2 separate regions of the Homo sapiens genome follow, and region 1 is linked to region 2. Evidence: read pairs that join two places in POLR2A ChIA-PET (ENCODE). Cell type or tissue: MCF 10A. All regions are shown on one strand. Links, peaks and the distances in the headings refer to the core of each region. The heading gives the core; the rest is flanking DNA.

The links. ChIA-PET counts read pairs that join two places held together with the same protein. Peaks named below come from ENCODE experiments on the same cell type or tissue, not always from the same donor. Only the 100,000 strongest peaks of a DNase experiment are listed, where the experiment ranks them.
Region 1: POLR2A ChIA-PET joins it to region 2 with 8 read pairs; 1 of 35 experiments calls an interaction of 5 or more read pairs at or near these places.

Annotation. Positions count from the first base shown.
Region 1 is chr10:111,433,987-111,446,058 of GRCh38, reverse strand. LOC105378485 (a long non-coding RNA gene) reads right to left here. Exons shown (of 7, transcript XR_007062289.1): 1 at 11,890-12,072; 2 at 6,529-6,737; 3 at 4,631-4,710; 4 at 3,273-3,424. Among named protein-coding and RNA genes, the nearest start is that of HEAT2, 330 kb to the right of the region's middle. In MCF 10A, for the core only: no CTCF peak of the experiment used is centred there; a DNase peak (open chromatin) is centred at 6,558.
Region 2 is chr10:110,658,185-110,670,256 of GRCh38, reverse strand. The region is part of intron 1 of RBM20 (RNA binding motif protein 20); the gene reads right to left. Among named protein-coding and RNA genes, the nearest start is that of RBM20, 20 kb to the right of the region's middle. RefSeq lists an enhancer at 4,992-5,286. In MCF 10A, for the core only: no CTCF peak of the experiment used is centred there; a DNase peak (open chromatin) is centred at 5,096.

The DNA of each region.
Region 1 (12,072 bases), core at 4,037-9,036, 770 kb before region 2:
GCGGAAGAGTGGGATCCCTCTTTTTTATTCTTGTGATGTGAGTGGTTTCTGCAGACCAGTTCATAAGATTCATATAGAGTTGAGAAAGATCAAATGACTATTTCTCATTGCACAACTGAGAGTCTGCAAGTTTTACCCCAAGGGAACATGAAAACTCAATCCAGTATTGACCTCAGCATGTGGAGGTGAGCCTCTGAGAGTGCGGTGAAGGAGCAGACAATTACCTCCTTAAAGGAGAGACGGGGTTTTAATGACCACAGCTAGATGGGAGGGGAGGGACCCCGTGAGCCTCTTTCCTGCCTGGCAGAGTCGCTGCCTTTCTGATCCTTTCCCACCTCTAGCCCCTGGGGAAAGGGAGACAGAGTTTGTAATCAATGATTGATTGATTAAATAAATAAATAACAGTGCTGGCTGTTCTAAAGCACCACTCACTGCAACCAGCTTGAAAGCCTGGGCACTGGAGTCAGACTTGCTAAACCTACATCCCAACACTCCTGCTTACAAGCTGGGTGATCCTGAGCTCATTACTTATCCTCCCTATGCCTCAATTTCCTTATTTACAAGCTGAATTGCTAGAATGGTTGTGAGTATTGAATGAGTTAATGTGTGGACCTAGAGCAGGCTGTGGCACACTAGAGAGTGTCAACCATATTATTATCATTTTTCACAGCACTGATGAAACGCTCCTTGTGAACTTCTTTCTTGCCCACATTCTTGTGAAAACCACGCTATACAAAAGAGCATTAAATATGTAGATTTACAAACTTGATGGGTTACAAAAAAGCTGCAAAGGGCTTAGGACAGGAGGACAGTAATAATTAAACTATCTGTCCCTCCATGGTCTAAGATCTTTTAGAATCCAGGCCAAATACATACTAAAATGTTCTATTTTTCTTGGGTTGGTTATATAGAATTCACTTTTGGGATCAGAGGCCATTTTCTGTCTTCCAGAGTGAAAGTGTGCTTCTAACTACTTTTAGGATTGGAAAGAATGTAAGAGGAAGAATCAGGTCTGAATTTAATATCAGTGGGCCATGTGATTTGTACAAGTCCCTTCTCTTCTGTGGGCCTCAGTTTCCCCATCTTCGTAATGAGGAGGGTGTTGTCAATGGCCTTTGAAGAATCACCCAGCTCCACCAGTCCATCACCACCCCCATGTTCTAGGTAGCCTTTGTGTTGTGACTGAACTTCAGAAGTGGACAATAAGTTGGGGGTTACCCCCAATGCCCCAGGACTCAGGCTGGAGAAGTGAGCAAAGAATCAATGACTTACTTGGTTGTTGACATCTCAGTAGTTTTGTTTATGCTCATGGGGCCAGCAGAGTGATAATAAGTGTGGGTCTCCTGCCCCATTCTTCCAGTAGCACACTCATGGTGAGACAGGACCAACATCAAAGACCGAGTGAAGGAATTGGCTGTTGTGTGTCAGCCACTTCCCTCTGGAGGGCTGATGGTTCTCAGGCTTCTTCACTGTATGACCCTCCATGAGGTCCTTGGGTGCCCAGATTCTAACTATCTCACCTTCCAGAGGACACTGCTCATGGTACAGGCCTTGCTGCCCCCAACAGCCTCTGACAACTCTGTACTTCATCTCTGTACTTCATCTCCTTCTTGTCCTGGGCCTCCTGTCAAGCCAAGAGCTGGTGACCAAAGAGAGTGGAGGCTGGCCCAGCTTCACTCTGGGTTTCCATCTCCCTAAAACCACTGGTTTCTCCTCCCTAACAATTTCAGAGCAGGGTTATAAAACCCCATGTTTGAAATGCAGTAGAGCCCTGCTATTTCAATAAGGCAAGAGAGTTGGGTCTCTCAGCAATCAGAGAATGCATCATTCGATAAATCCTCAAACAAGAATTAGGCACCTGCCACATGCTAATAACAGTAGAGTAATCTTTAAGTGCAAACTAGATATTATAAAAGCCTCTTCACACTTTTTATCTCTTTAATATTTATAACAGCCTTATAAATCTACTAGAACAGTAGATATTTTATAATGATGCTCAGAAAACTGTGAATATTCTGGAAAGTGACACAGTCAGGACTCGACCAGAGATATAAGTACAATAGGAAATATGAAAAAACAAAGGACCTAGCTCCTGCCTCTAAGAGTGAATATCCTGTTGGGGAAAAAGAATGTGGGCTCCATCTGGCTTTGTCCTGTGCTATTGTTTGATAGTTTAATGCCCAGTGATAGGTAACATATTATGCAGATTATGAGATATAAGAGTTAGCTCACTCTGGCTTGGGAAGTGAGGAAAACTTGAAAGGGCTTCCAGCCAGGCTTTGGAAGATAGGGAGGGATCCTGTCAGCAAGGGGAGACCTGATCAGATGAGAAAAATAGCACTATCAAAGGCCACCCAACCGGGCCCTTCAAGAGCCTATTTCCTTCAAGTTATACTTGACTAAAGATGCAGGTTTGCATTATGGAAAAGGACACGAGAAGAAATTGCTCAGGTATTTCCTCACATTCAGAGCTGTGGCTGGCCTTGAGATCTGGGGACTATGTGCATAGGAACATGATCCAGGAAACAGCACTAGAAAATGGTTCTAACAATATATGGTGAAGCTCAAATTAAAGTTGGCTTGACTATTCCTAAGAGACAGCTCCTTAAACATTTTACCAAGTGCTATTCATGGTAGAAAATATAAAGACACACCCTAGTATGCTCACCTGTTTGGATTTTTAAAATTCATGCTATGCTTGTGTAATTCTAGAACATATTCCTGTTTATTTCAATCCACTTATTTATAAATTCCACAGATATTTGAGCCCCTATTCTGGGTTAGGAACTGTTCCAGGCGCTGAGAAAAAAAGCAGTGAAAATCCATACAGTCAACTCATGAAGTTGCATTTCTGAGTTTTTTTCCACATTTCAGTAGAAAATGGTCTCTTGGAAATGTATGGCATCTATTTGGGGCTTCTGGTACCCTCAGCGCAATGCCTGTGGGAGTCCCCCAGGGTATGCATGCCCACATTTGAGGAGTAGAGTCCTCAGAAGACACTCATCCAACCCATGGAAATAGGAAAGACTTCACTCCTTTAAGGAATTTTCTGTCAAATATGGGTATGATCTTCCAAAGCTGCACATCAATAACAGTCTTACTCTCTTCCTCTCCTATTATCAACAACCCTTAGAAAGAACCAAACCCTGGTCTTATGATCTCTCAATGTTCCCAAACTATGCTTCTATTTGTCAGGATTTCTTGGCTGCCAATAACAGAAAATCTAAACCCAATGGCCTCAACAGTAAGTACCACCATGTTCTGTATCTTACCTGACATGGGATGTATGATGGAGTGTTCCCAAGGGGACTAATTCGGTGTTCAAACCAGCATCACCAAGTCATATTCTTTCCACCATTCTTCACTGTCACACTTAGCATGCTAGCTTGACCTCTAGGTTGGCTCTTTCATGGCCCTAAGAAAACTACATACAACATTTTTGATGGTCATATGCAAGTGTCAGCTGGAGAGAGAAGAGCCCATTTTCTCTAAGCGTCTTTTGTTTGGTTGATTGTTTTTGGACTGAGAAACTCTTATCCAGAAGTCCCCTCTGTAGAATTCCCCTCACATCTTCTCTGTCAGACCTGAGTCATATGACTTCCCCTAAACCAGTCCCTGGCCAGGCAAATAGGATTACCATGATTAGCTGCCATGTGCTTTGAAAGAAGTGGGGATACTTTCCTATGCTGGAAGATGAATCCTGACTAAATATTTTTAAGCAAGGAGGAATGGGGAAAGGAGCAATGCCTTCTGAATGGGTAGCGAAGCGATCTGACACCATGGTTTCCTCTCATGTACTGAATTCCAAGATGGCGCTTAGTGTCATGTAAAATGTTTGCCTCCTACATGCCAAACATTGTCCTAGACACTGTAAAAGACATTGATTCCAGGTGCCTTCTGAGTTTTTCTTCAAAACTCCTCTCATAATCTGGACTTTTTTTCTGCTTATTTGTTAGTTTGCCTCACCAGCTGAAATGCAAACTCTAGGAAGGTAGTGACCATGTGAATCTTGTTCATTGTTTCAACATCTAGGGCAACACATGGCACACGATTGGCACTCAGTGAATATTTTTGAATAAATAAATAGGTGAATTCCTTACAAGATGCAATATTCTTCCTATTCTTCCATAGCCATTCTTCTTATTTTCCTTTTGGGGAAATTGGTCAATAGAGCTCAGGTAACTTGCTCAGGATCACTCAGGGAACATGTGGTAAAGTCAAACTTTAAACCTAGATCTGTTAGATTCCAAGTCCTTGTTCTGTCCCCAGTGCTATATTCCCTGTCCTTGCATGAACACAGCCTTTGATTTCATGAGTCCTCTTCCTTGGACAGCTACAAACCCCTTAGTCTCTAACTGCAGTCATGCTCTCAGTCACCTCTGCTCCTGCTCTTCTCTTGATCTGGAACCTTTTCTACCCACCTGTGCAGAGCTTCTCCCCACCCTGTACACATCCATGCCCAAAGTTTAGCCCAGGTCCCTCCCCCTTCCTGACACCATCATCTTGCCTCCATTTCTTCATCCTCTACTTCTAGCTTAACTGATCTCCCCAGGGAGAATGCAAATCCTCAACTACCCCATGGCCTTGAGAGAATAATGACTATGATCTCAGGTTCTATGGCCGGACTCACTGTGTGCAAATCCCAGCTCCTCCTGCTGATTTGTGTGATCCTGGGCAAGTTTCTTTGCTTCTTTGGGCCTCTTTGCTGATCTGAAAAATGGGGATAACCATGGAATGCACAGGACAGAGTTGTTGTGAAGACTGAGTCACCACGTGCAGAAGTCTTCATGCAAAGCACATGGTAAGAGCCATTTAAATATCAACTGTGATTTTTCATTTTTCTTATTTTCTTTCTTAACAGTGCCAGGCACTTGAAGGATGTTGAAGAAATTCCTGCTAGCACAAATTTGCTAATCGCCTGCTTCCTCAGTATATGGTATTTCTCCCATACTGTCCCGCAAATTTCAAGGACAGGCATTGTTAGTGTTTTCTCCTTCCTCTGTACCCTTTCAGGGTCTACTGTAGTGATAAAAGCCCGACAAGCACTTAGTAAATCCTTACGAAAATGAACAAACCAAAAAAGCCCTGGGCTTCAAAGAAAATTCTCATTTGAATTTCTTTTCTGCCTTTCCTCTTGCCTTTAATTCTACATCTCTTCTTCCCTTCTGAAAATCAGATTAAGCCCCACTGAGGCTAAACCGATAGTGTTTCAAGTCATTTTGTTAATGGATGTAAATTGGCTGTAATCCTTTTGTTTCATGGCTACTGGCAGTTGGTCAGGCAGGTGACTGAGATGAAGATTTTAATCACACCCAAAATATGATACCGGCTTAGAAAATGTCAGCCCTCCCCTGCACCACAGAGTCATTTATGATGACGCTGCAGTCGGAAAGAACCCAGAGAAACCTTAATTGGCCTTTGGCTAATTTCAGAAGCCAGGCCTTCCTTGTAATTTGCTGCAAAACTGGTACAATTCTCTGAAATAAGATCAGTGAGAACGTTACAGAAAATGGCTCAAGGCCAGATCTGTGCACCACAGATTCATTAAGGATGCCCTAGCTAGATTTAGCTTCCAATGCGCTTGTCTTCGGGAGCACTGGTTTCCTATTAGGACTTGACTTTCCAAGGCCACAGAAAAAGTTGCTCCCAGCAAGGTTTTGCAGCTGCCCCTTTGGTCCACACTTTAGTGACCCCAGAGAGAAACACTGGTGAGAGAGAAAAACAGGATAGTTGATTCACTTTGGGCAGGAGTCTGTGTCCCCACAAAGGTGAGTCTGGAATTGAAATTTAGAAAACGAGAGCATATAGAGCATATCAGCTGAGGCCAACCTAGGTGACACCTGGGCTTACACACATACAGTAAGGCCTCATTAACTTAGAACAGGGATGGCAAATGGATTTCATTTCATATGACATTTCTGATCGATTATAGTGGCTGCTGAGAACACTGTGTCCAGAGGGATTCTCCCACTGTATCTCAGCTCAACAAGAAAGAATGCTGTGATCATTCAGCAATGTCTGCTGTGGCAGAGTCATAGGAAGTGAACCCATATACCATGTGTTTGCAGTCTTTGACTTGGAATAATGGAGACAGAGTGGATTTCTGTCCAAAATGTTGAAAAATCTGTAAAGCTCCGTTGTGTTTTTTTATTTACTATTTTCTATAGTAAACAGTAACATAAATCAAAATAGGAATGTCTAAAGTTAGAGCACTTATTTAAAAGCTTTTATTCAGTGGACTCTCACATTTTTTGTTTTCTATCATTGGAAAACCTCTATCATGAGAGCCTATTGATAGTTTGTCAGTGAGGGAGACAGTCAATACAGAGGAGCTGTTCTATGGTAATGAAGGAGAGAAACCAAATGCCCAGTGTCGCTCACAGAAGACTTCTCCCTGAGTACATTCACCTTGAAACAAACCCTATACACATACCCCCTATTTCCATGGGTTCAGGCAAGCCTTAAAAAGAGAGCTCTTGCTCATTCTCACCATTTGCTGAAAGAAGCAGCAGCTGATGAGTAACTTACCTGTTTCACTTGCCATCTGCGTCATTGGTTCAGAACAGTAGGAGGGAACCCAGGAATTGAGCAAGAGGAAAGTCGCTCCACCAAGGGTTAGCTCCAGCCCCACTGCTGACACTGCCTGGTGTCAGCTCTGACAGCTGTTTGGCAAATCCACTCCTCCACTACTGTTCATGATGACAGCTTGAAATGGGGCTGGGGATATTCTCCCTTTCCTGAGTAGAGAGAATGAGAGAAATCAACACAGCAAGAGACATCTTCTCTGCATATTTTGTGGGTACCTGCAGGCTAATGGAAAAGGCACCAGTGATTCAGAGAGTAGGAGGTTTCTGTGCAAGTCTGAGCCTGGAGTGCCAAAGACTGGCAGTAGCCCTGGAATAAAGACAGTGCAAAGATTTCTAAAGACATTTCAATCTTTTCAAAGCCTGGGCTTGAATGTTTCAGTGCAAGTCAAGGGAAAGAAGAGGGGTTTTTTGGGAAGCAGCTGCCAGAAGTTCCACCTTCCGGCTGATGAGCTTCCCTTTCAGGCTGATGAAAGCAAGACAACTTCTTCAGCTTCACCAAGAAAGACATTTAGAAAAAGTCAACTGAGTCAGGCTAGAGATCAGCTCAGGAAAGTCACTGTCCTCCTCTCTCTCCCCCTACTGTGATATCAATAGCTGCAGAATCATCCCTGGTTTCTAATAAACTTGATGAAAATATGAATAACAGTTTTTTTCTGTTCACCTTCTCATGAAGTGGAAAATTCCTTAAATTGGGGGGAGGTTAGTCAGTGGACCAGTCTAGTTGGAAATTAAGTTAAATTCAATTTACATAAATAAATTGGGTTACTTTGGTATTGTAATTAATTCTTGCTTTGTAAAGTGAAGTTTGTCCCTGCAGACTGTGTCGCAGAATGTGCCATGAGAAACTGTCCTAATCTTACTGACAGCCTGGCTTCAAAGTCACCAGCAGATGGATTTTAAGCTCTTTGAGGACAGAGTCAAGGCTGATACTGTTCTGTTGGATAATCAGGTATTCACTTGGCAAGTATTTATTGAGCGTCTACGGTGGTTGTCCACCAGTATACACATGGTGCTTAAAAGTAGATACGATAGACAGATGTCCCTTCATTGATCTTATGATCTGGCTGAGGAGGGACAGTTTATAAATAAGGAATCCAATCAATAACAAAATCCTTTCAGGTGATGACAAATGCTATTTTATACTATAAAAAAATAGAAAATAAAAGCAGTAAGAAAGGCCCCTGGAGATTGGTGGCTCAGGGAGGAGGTGGTACATAGATGATAAAGAGTCAGCCTAACTCCTAGCAGAGGAAATGTCAAGTGCAAGGTGCCATAGGCAGGCAGTCTCAGTGGTACAAGAAACAGAAGGAAGACCAGCATCACCAGAACCTGGTAAGTGAGAGGGAGAAAGACATAAGAGGAGGCAGGCAGGGCAAAGAGGGGCTTAATCAATGAGAAGCCATTAGAACATTTTAAGGTTTTAATCAGTGATCTGATTAATATTTTAAAAGGTCATTCTAGCTTCTATTTAGAAAATGGATTGTAAAGGTAACAATAGATGCATCTTATATGTACATTATCATTCTAAATCGAAGGGGGGGCAGGTGAATGAGTGTTGAGCAGAAGTACACAGGCAAGAATTAGCTGGCTCTATTCATGGGTACAGGATAAGCTGCTATAACAGAAAGGTCTCACAATACAACAGCTTGAACAATATAGTTTATCTTCCTGTTGATAAGTCCATAGGTGAATAGTCCAGGGTTTGAGGGATGGCCCTTCTCTACAAACTCATCAAGGACACAGACCACTAAGTTGACCCAGCCTGTGGCTTCCATCTCTGAATCCCAGGCAAATGCTCTAGTTTTGCTATTTCCCAGCCATGAAGAAGCAGATAAAGGGAGAACTCCAGAAAGCGTCTGGTCAATGTTTAATAGCTGGCTCTCTGAGGGGGAAAAAAACGAACCCTGATTTGTAGCATTTGCTGATGTCCATGGTCTAAATACTTCTACCATGACTGATTTCAGACTACCAGCTGGACCTCTCTGAACTCAGAGTTGGAAAGAAATGCATACAGTGAGATCTCACAGGCAGTATGAGCAGGCTCAGTATACCACTGACCTCAGGACAGAAAAGAAATCCTTTACAAGTAAAAGCTTTTGCTAATTCTGCTGAAAGAAGTAAAAGCTTCTACTACAAGCTTGAACTATTCTCATATGGAAGCGTGATAAGGCACACCACACTCAAGAACACTAGACCATAGAGTCTGGGAGAAGCTACACATTAATTAGTGAAAAGGGGTTCAAAACTTTACTGAACTTCCCAGAAAAGAAACATTTTAAATGATGGGGGTAGAACACACGGAATTTTTAGGTTGGTAAAACTATCCTGTGTGGTACGGTAATGGTGGCTACGTGTCATTACACATTTGTCAAAAATCTACAGAATGTATCACACAAAGAGTGAATGTTAATGTAAACTATAGACTTTACTTGGTAATAATATATTAATATTGGCTCATCAATTTTAACAAATGCAAGAGGATGAGAAGGGAAATTGTGGGGGATGAGGGAGAATATTGGAACTCTTTATACTTGCTGCTAAACTTTTCTATAAGTCTAAAACTGCTCAAAAACATTAACTATATTAATTACATCAATTAAAAATATTTGTAGGGGAAAGATCACCATGTATATGTACATAAAGGTGAAAGTGTGTGTCTGTGTCTGCATGTGTATGCTGATGAGTATGCCTGTGTTTGTGTTGGTGCATATGTGTGTTGGGTGTGGAGGGTGATAGGAGAGACTTCTTCATCGGCCTGGTGACAGGAGAGCTAATTGGCTCACTGTGCTGCCCCTGAACCTCAGACCCAACAGAGTCAGCCCAAAAGCAATCCTTTGGAGGAAATGCCCATCATGCCTCAGTCAACATGGTGCCTTCCTCCATAAGTACACTAATTAGGGGCTTATTAATGTGGGCCTGCCTGAGACTGTACTTTCATTGACTATAGATATTTCCCATGAGAGTTCCCCTAAATCAGGGGTCCCCCAGCCTTTCATCCCTTTATTTGTAATTCCCCTGTCTACAATTGTTTTGGAAATAACCATCCACATGCATTCTGGTCTTGGAGGGGAAGGAGCACCAAGATGGAGCTTGAGAGGAATCACTATCCTCTTCTCCCTTTGTCCTTTTCCCAAAGACAAATAACCGTAAAGGATCATCTATATTATGATCTAAAATATCCAATTTCCTTGCTATTATACTATGGCCTATATGATAGTTCTCCTCCAGAACCTGTGAATATGCTCCTTATATGACAAAAGAGACTTTGCAGATGTAATTAAGTTAAGGATCTTGAGATGGGAGATTATCCCATTTTATCTCAAGATGGGATAATCTAGCCAGATGGACACAATATAATCATGAGGGTCCTTACACGACAAAAGTCAGTGTGACAAGGGAAGCACAGGGACAAAGAGAGAGAGATTAGAAGATACTGTGCTGCTGGCTTTGCAGTTGAAGAGTGGACTTGAGCCAAGGAATGTAGGTGGCCTCTAGAAGCTAGAAAAGGCAAGGAACTGATTCTCTCCAAGAACAACTAAAAGAAATGTAGCCCTGCTCACCCATTTTAGGACTTCTGACCTCCAGAACTGTAAGAGAATAAATCTGTCTTGTTTTGAGCCATTAAGTTTGTGGTATTGTGTAACACAATTTGTGATACAAAATGGGAAACTAATATACATCACTGCAGCCTGAGAATCTGCACTCTCTCCAAGATTCAAGCTCTCCAGGTATCCCTTTGTCTGCTTATTCTTTTTTCTTTTAGCACCTACTTTAACCTGTGGCCCCTGCAGTGAACCTTGAACCCTGACAAAACACACGTCATCTTGTCTCACTAGTGCCAGGCACAGTTGCAGGCTGGCGCATCAGGGCACTCAGTAAACACTTGTTGAATGAATGAATGAATGAATGAATTTTTCCAAAGTTATTCCATGCTCAAAAGGAAATATTGGGATTTATTGTTTTTGTGTTTTTTCAGTTATCTTCCCTCTATCCTGTAAGAAACCACCCACACACATAATTTTGGTGGCCTCTAGCTGTAAGTACACACAGATTCATTTCTTGTTTTGACCTGGCCCTGTGATCTAAGCTCTTTATGGGACTCCAGTTCCCAGAACTTCCTGCTGGTAAATGGACATCTCAACTTATTTTTATATGGGGTGTCAATTTAAACTAAAATCAGATGGGAAGCTCTACACAGCCCCAAAATATACTACGCTGGGTTGGGGTCAAAAAGAGATGGTGACTGTATCTGGGACAGTTTGCATGTGGAACTAATAAAGAAAACCTTAAATTTGGGCTCATAAAGAGAAAAAACTGCTACCAAGTCACAGATTGTACCCCTAACCCAGCCATCCATCTCAGATATGCAATATCCTGGGTCGCAAGGAGACTAGGCAACAAATTATAAGCAGATGAGATCCTAATATGGAAAAACATATCAAAGGCTGTCTCCTTCTGAGGGTGGGTCATAAAGTCTAAAAGTATCCAAAATACGATTTGCAAAGAAATTTAGAGACCAATAGTTCAACTTCTCTTCAGAGCTTGGTAAATGACTTCTCCCAGACCTCAGTTGTCTTAAGACAGTAAATGTCTGTTTCAAGTCTTGGCAGCATGTAAGTACAGGAAGTCACTTTTGTTTTTTAAATTAAATGCAAGGAATTAATGAAATGATCACATTAACTTTCTAAAATTTAATATTGACTAATTTCACTCTTTGGTCCTTTACAAAGCAGTTGAACTCTGTCAACCAAGAACACACGCAACACACACAAATACACATACAGGCACGCAAGCACGATTGGGAAGGGTGCTGATCCACAGAGGGGACAAGAGCTGTGCAAAAATCAGCTGTTCCCACCCTCCTTTCTCTTTGATTCCTTTCCATGAAGCTGGAAATGCCAAGTGTCAAATATTTCCAGTTACTTAAGCCCCTCAAGATGGATCTTTTATTTCTCAGAGAGAACACTGGGCAGGAGACTTCAGAGAAAGCTCCATTTAAATGTTCCAAGTTGATTTGCTTTTCCATGGGAGCAGAGAAGGAGGAGGAAAATGCCAATTAAACCAAGGCCTCAGGCACAGTCCTCTCATTACAGGAATCTGTGGTGCAAGATCTTTGCAGAACCCCTTCACTGTGCTAGATGAGCTCCTGTGATTGCCCACCTCTTAGAATGACCTCCAGGCCAATGACAGAGCATTCTTTCAGTTGTTCCAAATGAGACCCCATGGCTAGTAGGACATTTGGCATTTCTGTAGGGGTTCCTTTAAGCCACATTTTTCTACAGTCATACATGGGAAAACTTACCTCAGCTTAAATACAAGGAAATGCTCCAAGCTTGTGCATCTCTACGGATGACTAGTAGAGTCCACTTGATTGGAAGAAAGGCAGGCACCTCATGGCTTTGAAGTTCTGTTGTCTTTTGGACAAACAAGCTGGTACAATGGTGTTCTCATGGTGCTCAGCTTTGATCTTAAAATACAACCCATG
Region 2 (12,072 bases), core at 2,301-7,300:
CCCTAGGAAATCAAGTTGAAGCAAGGAAAAATCAAGACAAAAATTCTCAACTCAAGACAACATGCATTGAATACACATTCATGTAAACGTGCAAAGAGAGATGATACCACTTTAACAAACTGTAAATATTATTTCACACAAAAATCACCATCTAAAAAAATCACTCTTCAAAAAAAAAATAAGGTGGAAACTAAAAGGTTTCAAAGAGATGAATTATTAGACTTACTAAATAAAGTTGGGTCATGGTTAAAACCAAAGCAAACATTTCTGGAACAACTAAATAGGGTGAAATCGAATGGTTTCAAAGAAATGGCATATTATTTTTAATTCAGCAACCTTTAATCAGGAGTTTGTCGATTGACCAAGTTCTAAGCCTTCTCCAAAAGCCAGTAGAGTACCTTTTAGTCACTGTGTGCTTAAGAACTGTGTCAATGTACAACTCTTGCCACCCCAATCCCTACCTTTTACTAACTGGACAGACCCAAAAATGTCAGTTTGGCTGGGAAAGCCAGTCCCTTGAAATGTACTACAACCAGGCCAGATACAGTGGCTCATGCCTGTAATCCCAACACTTTGGGAGGCCAAAGCTGGAGGACCGCTTGAGCCCAGGGTTTGGACACCAGTCTGAGCAACACAGCAAGACCGTATCTCCATTTTTTAAAAAGTACTGTAACCAAGTGAAGGTGCAAAGTTTTCAGATTTGAAAGCAATCTTCTGAGCCTACAAGTGTTGTAATTGAATCCAAAGTTTTGTTGAAAGGCACATACAATCACGTAAGTGGTTTTTGAATGGGAGGCAAAAAACCATAAGAGGCTTTTCAGATAGATTGTAGTGGCCTGTAAACACGTCTTACTTCAAGTTTATTGCTTTTAACAGAAAATCCAAATAATACATGGAGGAGCTGGTCGTTTAAATATCATTCCTATTCCCCAAAAGACAACCCTGTCCCCCCTACCCCGCCACACGCATACAGACTTGCCACACTCCTTCCCAGTGCTTCCCTCTCAGGCTATCTGGAAACACTTTCATAGTTCTCCAGCCATAAGCAAGCTCACCGTCAGTGGATTAGCCAAAGTAACCAGTATTTTAAATTAATCTTCTGCTTATTCTCCATCATGGCTTTGCTGCTATTCCAGAAAAAACGAAGGAAGATTTTCCTCTGCTTAAAAACCACAACACCTTTATGAGGTTCAAGACAACTAAGTTAAATACACATACATGTAAACATGCAAAGAGAAATGACACAACTTTAACAAACTGTAAATATGTTTTCCATAAAAGTCACCATTTTAAAAGTCACTTTTCAAACAAAACAAAGCAAGGGCCAGGACTTAAAATGATCAGTAGGTTTTTTGGTTTTTTTTTTTTTAATTGTTATACTAAAAAAGTAACCACAGGGAACTGTCCTAAGAAGTTCAAAAAAGAACTTCGTCAGTCTCTGCCTTCAAGTGAAACATTAGGCCAAAGAATCTTAAGAGTTGGGATCAACTCTGCCTCTACCCTCCCCTCTCTTCACAGTCCTCAAAGAGCAGACATGAAAAAGATTTCAAAGAGGGAATTTAAGAGGGTTTCTAAAAGGTTTCTCTGGCACTCTCATCACTCATCGCAAACTCTCTGGGCAGGAACGACACTTGTTCAGTTTTTTTTTTCCTCTCCCTCCCTCCACCTGTTGTCCCAAGTCTCCCTTGGTATGTTGGGGCCATTCGCAATTTCTGCTTGAATGACAAGGTCTCCCCTATAATCCAGTGTCTCCCCTTCAACCCAAGTCGCTGCTTCTAAATTGGAGCCCCCTAGAAAAATATGTGCCAATTAGGGGAGACTTTACGCATCACAAAATGGCCATAGGTTGGTTGGTTTGGTTAGTTTTTCCCTTGTTTTATGCTTTTCAGTATTATGACTGGCTGCACCTTAACCTTCCAAAGTAAGTGAAGCTGAGATGGGTGAAGACGCACACAGTCAGATAGCAGGGGGCTAGGCTAGTGGTCCCTAATTCCCTTTTGGCCTCCCCACCCAAGGTAGCCCCAGACACAGCTCTGGAATTCCAGGCGGGATGCTTGGCATACGTCAGTAATTGAGTTAGGGGGATCTAAAGAAAGACTTCACGTTCACATTCATATGCTAAACTTAGTTAAAAATAGATGCAAGAAGGGCCTGACTTCACTTTTAATTTTAGCCTGGTGATGAACATGCCCTAAAGACAGAAAGTCACCAGGCATTTTCCTGAGCGCAGTGATCTTCATATTTTTATAAAAAGGAAATGCAGCATGTTCTATTAATAAAAGTGCTGTAGCCTCAGTTAAATCCGGACAGTTCGTAAATCAGGGCTCCCTCTGGCTTAGCTTCCCTGCACCACTCACTCACACCCAAGCCCCAGAAAGTGGGCAGGTCACATGCATGGGGGGTAAAGTGAGCAGGACACCAGGGGCCCAGGAATCAAAGGCCACACTGGATGGCTTTGTGATCAGTGAGGCACTCCAAGGCATGGCTCCCAGACACTTCCCAGGTGATCAAATGACTCAAACAAGTGCATTTGCCAGTCATTCTTAAAGGGCTAATGAAAAGATCGACACTGCCAGGATGAAGCCCTGTGTGTTACGAGATTAGTGATGAAAAGGGGGCTGGGTTCTGGCTGTAAGAGGCAAACAAGGTAGAAAGGAGAGAAAATGTGGTGCTTGCTTCAGGAAGAGCAGGCAATTTCACCTTTTCCTTCCAATCTCAAAGCTGGCAAAGTTCAAGCTGGCTTCTAGTCATCTAGCTACTTACCTTTCATTCACCCACCGAGGCAGGATCTTCCCCACTGTCCATGCCCATCAAGCCACATGACAAAATAAAATGGAGCCAGGTAGAAAAAATGCCATCCTTAGAGCACTGAGCCTCCTCATTCAGGCTAAATGATCATCCCAAACTTAGGCAAGGTGGCCCAAGGTCCCCAAGAAAGTGCTGGAGAATATCATGGGGTTCAGTGGGGGTACCCACGTCACAGGGATGTCCAAACACATAAGCTCCGGCCCAGCCTTGGGATTCTTAGGATCTTGGTGAATGCACTGCAGTCTTCTTTTCTAAATGAACATCAGAGACCTCACCTCTTGCCAGGCACTGTGGTAAGCATCATATGGACAATCTCATGTCATCCTCACAACAGCCAAATGAGGTTGGTTGAAACAACTGTGGCACAGAACAGTAAGACCACACACATCCTAAGTAACAGGCTGTGCTACCTAACCCAGATCTCTCTCAATCCAAAGCCCAGGATGGTGGCAACAGAAAGGGCCCAATAAGGCCACAGTGGGAGGAATGCGGTCTATTTCCATTTTCTTCCCTTATCCTTGGATAAATTTCCCGCCCTCAAAGGAAGACCGACTCTGATGTTTTGGTGGCAGTTTTTGTTCTTGATTTGCCTTGCCCCAATTTTCCCATGTTTATATTACAGCTGCTTGTAAAACCCTATAATCCTCAATCTAAACAATCCTACAATAGTTTGAGCCCCAAGAGAGACATAAATTCTGTAAGGTAAGATGGAAAGACTGTGAGCTTTGGAGCCAGACAGATGTGAGTTAGGATCTCAGCCTCCTACTTGCTGGCCAGGTGATTTTTGTTTTTTATTTTTTTCTGAGACAGGGTCTCTCTCTGTCACCCAGGCTGGAGTGCAGTGGTATAATCATAGCTCACTGCAGCCTCAAATTCCTGGGCTCAAATGATCCTCCTACCTCAGTCTCCTGAGTAGCTGGGGCTACAGGCATGTACCACCACAGCCAGCTAATTTTTTAAAAACTTTCTGTAGACATGGGGTCTGGCTATATTGCCCAGGCTAGTCTCAAACTATTGGCCTCAGGCAATCGTCCTGCCTCAGCCTCCCAAAGTGCTGAGATTACAGGCATGAGCCACTGCACCCAGCCCCCAGGTGATTTTTAAGAAGGGTCTGTCGGCTCCACAGCCCAATATTAAATTTAAGGACATCTGAAAACAGAACTGGCCAAGTGGCTGAGCTGATGTCTTGTTCTGTTTAACTTTTTATTACGGAAACTTTCAAATTATACAAAGGTAGAGAGAATAATATAATGATTTCCATGTACTCACCACCCAGCTTCAAAAATTATCAATCTATGGCCAATCTTGTTTATTTTGCACCCCCCTTCATTATTTTGAAGCTAATCCCAGACATATCATATTTAATCTATACTTTAGTATACAACCCTAGAGTATAACTGCTTTCTTTCTTTCCTTCCTTCCTTCCTTCCCCTCTCTCTCTCTCTCTCTCTCTTTCTTTCTTTGTGCCATCACACTGGGCTAATTTTTTGTATTATTTGTAGAGACAGTTTCACCATGTTGTCCAGGCTGGTCTCGAACCCCTGGATTCAAGTGATCTGCCCATCTTGGCCTCCCAAAGTGCTGGACGACCATGAGCCACAACACCCAGCCAACTTCTGTATTTTAACATAATCAAAATACCATTACCACAGCTATAAATAAGTAACTAATAAATAATATTCTTTTTAATGTTCACATAATCAAATAAATAATACATGAATAAATAATTCTTTAACCTCACTATTCAAATATAATATCTTAGTTATCATATATATCATAGATTATCATATATATGTATATGCATGCATGTATACATGTTACAGTTAGATTTGTTTTGAGCTAGGACCCAAACAAGAATTATATACTACATTTTGCTGATAAGTATTTTAAGTCCTTTTTAATCTACAGATAACCCCTCCTGCTATTTTGATTCTTAAAATTTATTTGTTAAGGAAACCAGGCCTGCAGCATGTCCCATTTTCTGATTACCTGATTCATCTGCCCGATATCATTTGTACATGTTCCTGCATCCCTTGTATTTTCTATAAACTGGTAGTTAAATCTCAAGCCTGCCAAGACATTAAGATCGATCAGTGGGTTTGAATATTATCAGCCTGATCCCTCCATTATAAAGAACGCCATCAGCTGCACCTAACAGCTTAGTAGCCATTAACAACCACATTGTCTAAACTCATTATTCACCAGGGGTTGCAAAATGCTAATATTCATTCCTTCTGTATTTATTAGACGGCATTCTTCTATGAAGAATTTTCTGACTGGTCATGGTGACTCATGCCTGTAATCCAACACTTTGCGAGGCTGAGGCGGGAAGATCACCGAAGCCAGGAGCTTGAGACAAGCTTGGGCAATATAGGAAGAGCCTATCTCTACAAAAGAAAAAAAAAAGTAGCCAGGCATGGTGACATGTGCCTGTAGTCCCAGATACTCAGGAGGCTGAGGTGGGAGGATGGCTTGAGCCCAGGGGGTCCAGGTTACAGTGAGGTATGATGGTGCCACTGCACTCCAGCCTGGGTAACAGAGCAAGGACCCTGTCTCTAAAAAGAGAGAGAGAGAGAGACTGAAGAAGGAGGACAGGAGGAAGACAAAGGGGATGAAAGTTGGTTCCCCAGCACCCTATAGTGGAAACTACTGAATTTTTATTTTTTTATTTTTATTTATTTTCTTTTTTAAAAAATTTTTTTGAGACAGAGTCTCACTCTGTTGCCCAGGCTAAAGTGCAGTGGCACCATCTCGGCTCACTGCAACCTCCACCTCCCAGGTTCAAGCGATTCTCATGCCTCAATCTCCAGAGTAGCTGGGACTACAGGGGTTAGCCACCACACCCAGCTAATTTTTGTATTTTTAGTAGAGACGGGTTTTCACCACGTTGGTCAGGCTGGTCTCAAACTCCTGACCTCAGGTGATTCCTCCCTCTCAGCCTCCCAAAGTGCTGGGATTACAGGCATGAGCCACCAAGCCCGGCCGAAACTACTGAATTTTTTTAACTTATAGATTTTGCACATGTTAATATATTTGATGTATGTAAATCCACTATAGTTATTATTTTTAATGCCCAAATTGTTCAATATTTGGACAGGGGGAGCCCCTTCAATTAGCTTCTGAGTACTTCTCACAGGACACCGTGGTCTTTGATAGCTTCTTTGCTTTCTGATACAACAAGATATTCCAGCTCATCTTGTACACTTTCTGCCCCAGGCCTGGAATCAACATTTTTCTAAGGATTCTTAGTTTCTTTTTAGCAGAAAAAATGTACTTAGAGGCCATAATCTGGATGTTACAGGTGCTTACTGCTACTAGGTTTGTCATTATTTCTAGGCTGTTCAGTAGACAAGGTTAGAAAAATTTTTTTATTTGTTTAAAAGAAAATACATCAGGAGTTCTTACTAATATTTCCAATTCAAATTTAGAATTACAGGATTTTCATTTAATATCTTGATGGTAAAATTGTCACTGTTTTTGTATACTGAAAATTTTGGTTTCTAATGATTGCAACATAATTGCTCTTATTATGTATACTCATATGTTTATGTGGGTGTGTGTGGATATATATTAGTGTCAGTACAGTTCTATCAACATTTTTACTTACAATATTACTGAAAACAGCTCAAGATTAATTTGGCATTCACGTTGACGGTAAGATATACACTAGGGATGTATAATTAAATTAATTGTGTTTTCAAGTTATCTGAAATAATTGTGTGGTTAAACCACCAACTTGATACATAAGTTTGTTTCACTTTAGTCTTGATTTTTGGGGATTACTTTTGTCCATGTGAATTTAATTTTTTTATAATTAAGACAAACATCTATAAGCTTCCAAAGTCAAATCTACAAAACAAAACACATTTGGAGAAGTCTAGCTTCTACCTCTGACCCACTCTTCCATTTCCTACCTACACATACAGGTAAATATTTTTATTGGTTTATTCTTCCATTTTTAAAAAAGTATAAGCAAGTACATGTATATTTCTTAAATAATAGATAGCATGCCATCCGCTTTTTCTGCACTCTGCTTTTTCATTTAATAGTACGCCCTGGAGATCATTCCATAGCAGTACACGGAGATCGTCCCCCTTCCCTGTCATTGATACATAGAATACTGTGTTCTACGTATCAGGGTGTGGAATGTGTATACAACTGGCTATCTTCTCTGTAAGAAAGCAGGGTGATGGCTGGGTGTGGTGGCTCACGCCTGTAATCCTAGCCCTTTGGGAGGCTGAGGCAGGTGGATTGCCTGAGCTCAGGAGGTCGAGACCAGTCTGGGCAACGCCCCGACTCTACTAAAATACAAAAAAATTAGCTGGGTGTGGCAGTGTGCATCAGTAATCCCAGTTACTTGGGAGGCTGAGGCAGGAGAATTGCTTGAACCTGGGAGGCGGAGGTTGCAGTGAGACAAAATCGTGCCATTGAACTCCAGCCTGGGCGACAGTGTGAGACTCTGTCTTAAAAAAAAAAGAAAGAAAGAAAGCAGGGTGAGAGGAAGGTGAATATATATTTGTATTTGCTTCAGTGACCAGAGGGGCCAGATTTGAGGGATGTCCAATGTAGGGATGAACAGGAAGATCAGAGCCTACAGGCTGCCTAATCTCAGACACTGTGTTCTACACATCAGTATAGAGGAAGGAGGGCGATCCTTTACTCAACCCATTCCCTGGTGATGGACATCTGGGTTGTCTCCAGTCTTTTGCTATTGCAAATAGTGACATGATGGAGAAGCTTGTGCCTATGTCTTTTAAAAAATTTTTGTGTGTGTATCTTGGGATAGATCCTATAATAGGATTGATTGGTCAAAAGGTAACCCACATGTACTTTTGCTAGATATTGCCAACTTCTCCATAAAGGTTGTATCATTTCATGTTCCCTACCAAAAAGTGATATGTTTTACATGCTGACAAGTTTTCTTTAATCCTTCCAAAATCTTGGGAGCTTTAATTAAAAACCTCTGAGAGAAATGTGAATGAAAGCCATCTGATTCAATTCTCTACATTTTAGACCGAGGAAATTTCTTTGAGAAAGGGCAGTGATGTTCTCAAGGAACTGCCTGACCCAGTTTGGCACTTTACACATAATCTCTGTCTCCCCTAGTGATGTCAGAGAAGTCAGCACAGTGTTAAATATTCGGTTTGAAAATATGATAGATTAGTTTTGGTCTTTGTGAACCGCAAGTGGCTTCCTGAATTGGAAATGAAAGTTTACTGGGGAAGGAGAGCTTCTCAGTGCTTTTTTCTTTCCTCATCCCTTCACAGCCCTTCTAACAAAGCACAGATCTATTTGGAATTTAATGGTACCATTCAAGTGCTGGCTCCTATCCACACCAACACCACTGAAGATCATCTCCCTTGAGCGTCCTCCCAGCAGCTGGGATTAGACAGCATATAGACTCTGCCACTCAATGCTACTATCTTTTTTTTTTTTCCTGAGACCAGTCTTGCTCTGTCACCCAGGCTGGAGTGCAATGGCATGATCTCAGCTCACTGCAGCTTCCGCCTCCTGGGTTCAAGCGATTCTCCTGCCTCAGCCTCCCAAGTAGCTTGGATTACAGGTGCCCACCACCATGCCTGGCTAATTTTTTGTATTTTTAGTAGAGACGGGGTTTTGCCATGTTGGTCAGGCTGATCTCAAACTCCTGACCTCAGGTGATCCACCCACCTCGGCCTCCCAAAATGCTGGGATTACAGGTGTGAGCCACCGTGCCTGGCCCCTACTTTCAACATCTCTCAAATCTCACCCTCTGGTCACTGAAGCAAATATGAATACATATTCACCTTCCTCTCACCCTGCTTTCTTACAGAGAAGGCAGCCAACTGTATATACCTTCCACACCCTGATTTTTGCCCTTAGTAATATATTCTTGAGACTTCTCTGTATCCGTACCCAGAGATGGTCCGAATAGTATTGGGAGGATGTAGCCAAGTGTTATTCACGAATCCCCTATTGCTGGACACACGGTTGTTCCAATCTTTTTTGGCCTCTATGTCTAGGGACTGAGCCCAGGCCTGCTGCTCTCCCTCCACCATCAAGATCCCACCAAATACACAAGTCAGATCCCAGCCTAAGGGGTTCTGGCTACACTGGCAACTGCTGGAGCTGGGCCATGAGAAGAGCACCAAGTCACGGGTGCCCAGGGAGAGTCTTACTTCCAAGAACCCCACAGGAGCAGAGGCTACAATCTTCTAACACCTTCCACTTTCAGTTTCCTGAATCACAAAACTCAGACCCTGAAGCCCATATAGTTCATATCCTAGGTGGGCTCAGAGAGGGAACAAATGCCACCACATAACAATCACTAAAGTCAGTATTTTTACCTATAGTTCACTTAGTCATTCAACAAATATTTAGTGAGCATCTTCCAGGTGTCAGGAATTGCTCCTAGGCCCTGGGGGGTAAATCACTGAGTACAACTCTCCTGCCATTGGAGAGCTTATGTGGTGGGGGCAGGGTGAAAGGAGCCATAATAGACAGTAAGAACATAATAAATGAGTAAATTATATAATTTGTCAGAACAGCGGTCCCCAACCTTTTCGGCACCAGGGACCAGTTTTTTGGAAGACAATTTTTCCATGGACTATGGTGGCAAGGGATGGTTTAGGGATGATTCCAGCATATCACATTTATTGTGTACTTTATTATTTATTGTAATATATAAGGAAATAATTATACAACTCACCATAATATAGAATCAGTGGGAGCCCTGAGCTTATTTTCCTGCAACTAGATGGTCCTATCTCGGGGTGATGGGAGACAGTGACAGATCATCAGGCATTAGGTTCTCATAAGGAGCATGCAACCTAGATCCCTCCTATGTGCAGTTCACAATAGGATTTGCCCTCCTATGAGAATCTAATGCCACCACTGATCTGACAGGAGGCGGAGCTCAGGCAGTAATGCGAGTGATGGAGAGCAGCTGTAAATACAGATGAAGCTTCGCTTGCTCGCCCACCGCTCACCTCCTGCTGTGTGGCCTCGTTCCTAACAGGCCACAGCCTGGTACCCGTCCATGGCCTGGGGGTTGGGGATCCTTATGCTAGAAGACAACAAGTGGAAGAAATAAAGCAAAATAAGACAGCCTGGATGGGAAGAGATGGGTTCAAGATGCAATTTAAATAGGGTGGTTGGAGTAAGTCTCCCTGAGGAATCGTGAGCAATCACTTATTTTCCAGGCAGCTTCTTTTTTTTTTAAGCTGCCACAAGTCGACTGTCATTATTACTGCTATAGTTAAACTGTCATTATTGCAAATGTCAAGGCAATAATAAAGCAGTATCTTGGTGTTGCTGTTGTCTTGATTTGTGTTATTTTAGAAATTGCTTGAGGCCAAGCATGGTCACTCACACCTATAATCCCAGCACATTAGGAGGCTGAGGCAGAATGATCGCTTGAGCCCAGAAGTTTGAGACCAGACTGAGCAACATGGTGAAAACCGGACTCTACAAAAAAATACAAAAAAAATTAGCCAGGCATGGTGGTGCACACCTGTAGCCCCAGCTCCTTGGGAGGTTGAGGTGGGAGGATCAGTATGCACTCTAGTCTGGGTGAGAGTAAGGCCCTGTCAAAAAAAAAATTAAAAAAAAAAGAAGAGGAAGAAGAAGAAGAAGTGGAAGAGGAAGAGGAAGAAGAGGAAGGGGAAGGGGAACGGGAGGAAGAGGAGGAGGAAGAGGAAGAAGAGGAAGAGGAAGAAGAAGAGGAAGAGGAAAGGAAAGAAAAGAAAAGAAAAAAAAGAACAGAAATTGCTTGAAATAGGCAGATGCTAGCTTAGGGCTTAGAAACTTTTTTTTGAGATGCAGAAATGTATCATTGAAAGCATTGATGCAAGCAGGTTTTAAGGAGTGTTCCTAGTGGTCATTTCCACCATTTATCCTATTTGGATCAAATCTCTCAGAAATTCAGCCTGGAAATTGCCTGCACACAATCTGGCCTCTGGCTGGAGATGACAGCATGAGACAAAAAGCTGGCTTACATGAGGACACATGTATTCAGTACTGCTTTCCTACCAAGGCATGTTCACCTGTCATCTCATTGACTGTTTGAACAAGCCCCATACCCTGGTCCCCCTTTAACCCATGTGGACTCTAAGAAGCTAAGTGCTACCTCTGGTCACACAGTGGCTTGAGAGTGGAGCCCAGAGCAGAGCTGAAGTTTATGACTTTCCGCATTTATATTCTTCTTATATGGCCTCTCTGAACATAAATGTCTGTCTAGCCCTTTCAGACAGGCAGTCCAAATAAAACATAAGCTGGAGAAAACCAAGCTTTGGCGTCACATCAGGTCTCACCCATGAGAGCATCCTGACTAGTATTTCTCATCACCAAGTCAGTTAGATTGAAAGTTCAGTTGCAGTTAAGTTCCTCATTCCCAGATATTCAACACACTATGTGCCAGGGGCTCTGCTAGGTGATGAGGATAGCAAAGGTGAGTGGCAGTGGCCTTGACTGCAAGGACTTTGCATGGTCTTTATGGGAGACAAGCAAGAGGAGAGCACGGACAAATGCTACTATGGGAGCCACAGACAATTACAGGAAGAGGGTCACTCAGCCCTCCTTCCTGCTTAGGGTTGGGGAAAGCTCCCTGGAAGAGGTGAGGTCTAAGCAGAATTCAGAATGTTCTAGTTGAGGAGAGGGAAAGAGGGCAGCCAAGAGAGGACAGGAAGTTCTGGAGCTGGAGGGCTGAGTGGGGCAGATCTGGAAAGGCCTTCCATGCAGTCTGAACCTTAACCTAAAGGCCAGGAGAAGCCACAGCAGGGCTTCCAGCAAGCAGAGGACAAGGTCAAGACTGTGCTGCTGCAGAGAAAGAAGGAGTGGAGCCCAATCCAGCAGGAGGCCGGGGGTAGAGCTGGGAGGCCTGAACTAAGGGGACGGCAGTGGGCAGGGACAAGGAGGAGGAAATTCAAACGAAAAAGAGGAGGGCACGCAACTTGGAAGGAGTCAGAAGGCCTGGCTCTGAGCCCGGGATCTCCGATCATTGGCTAGGTGACCCTGAGCTACTCCTAGTTACTTAGTCCCTACCTACTTCACAGGGTTGTTGGAGGATTAACTGGGATAACCTAGAAGGAAACAAAGTGCCCTGTGAATGCTACAGACTGTAAAACACAGCGCCATTCACTCACCCCCCAGCACTGTTGCATCATGGCTAGGAGACGTCAAATTACCCTCACAGGTGTGTAAGTTTCCCCTGCTCCACCGAACTGCTCTAATACTCGGCTGGCCTTTGGTAAATCCAGTCTCCTTTCTGGACCTCATCACCTTTTC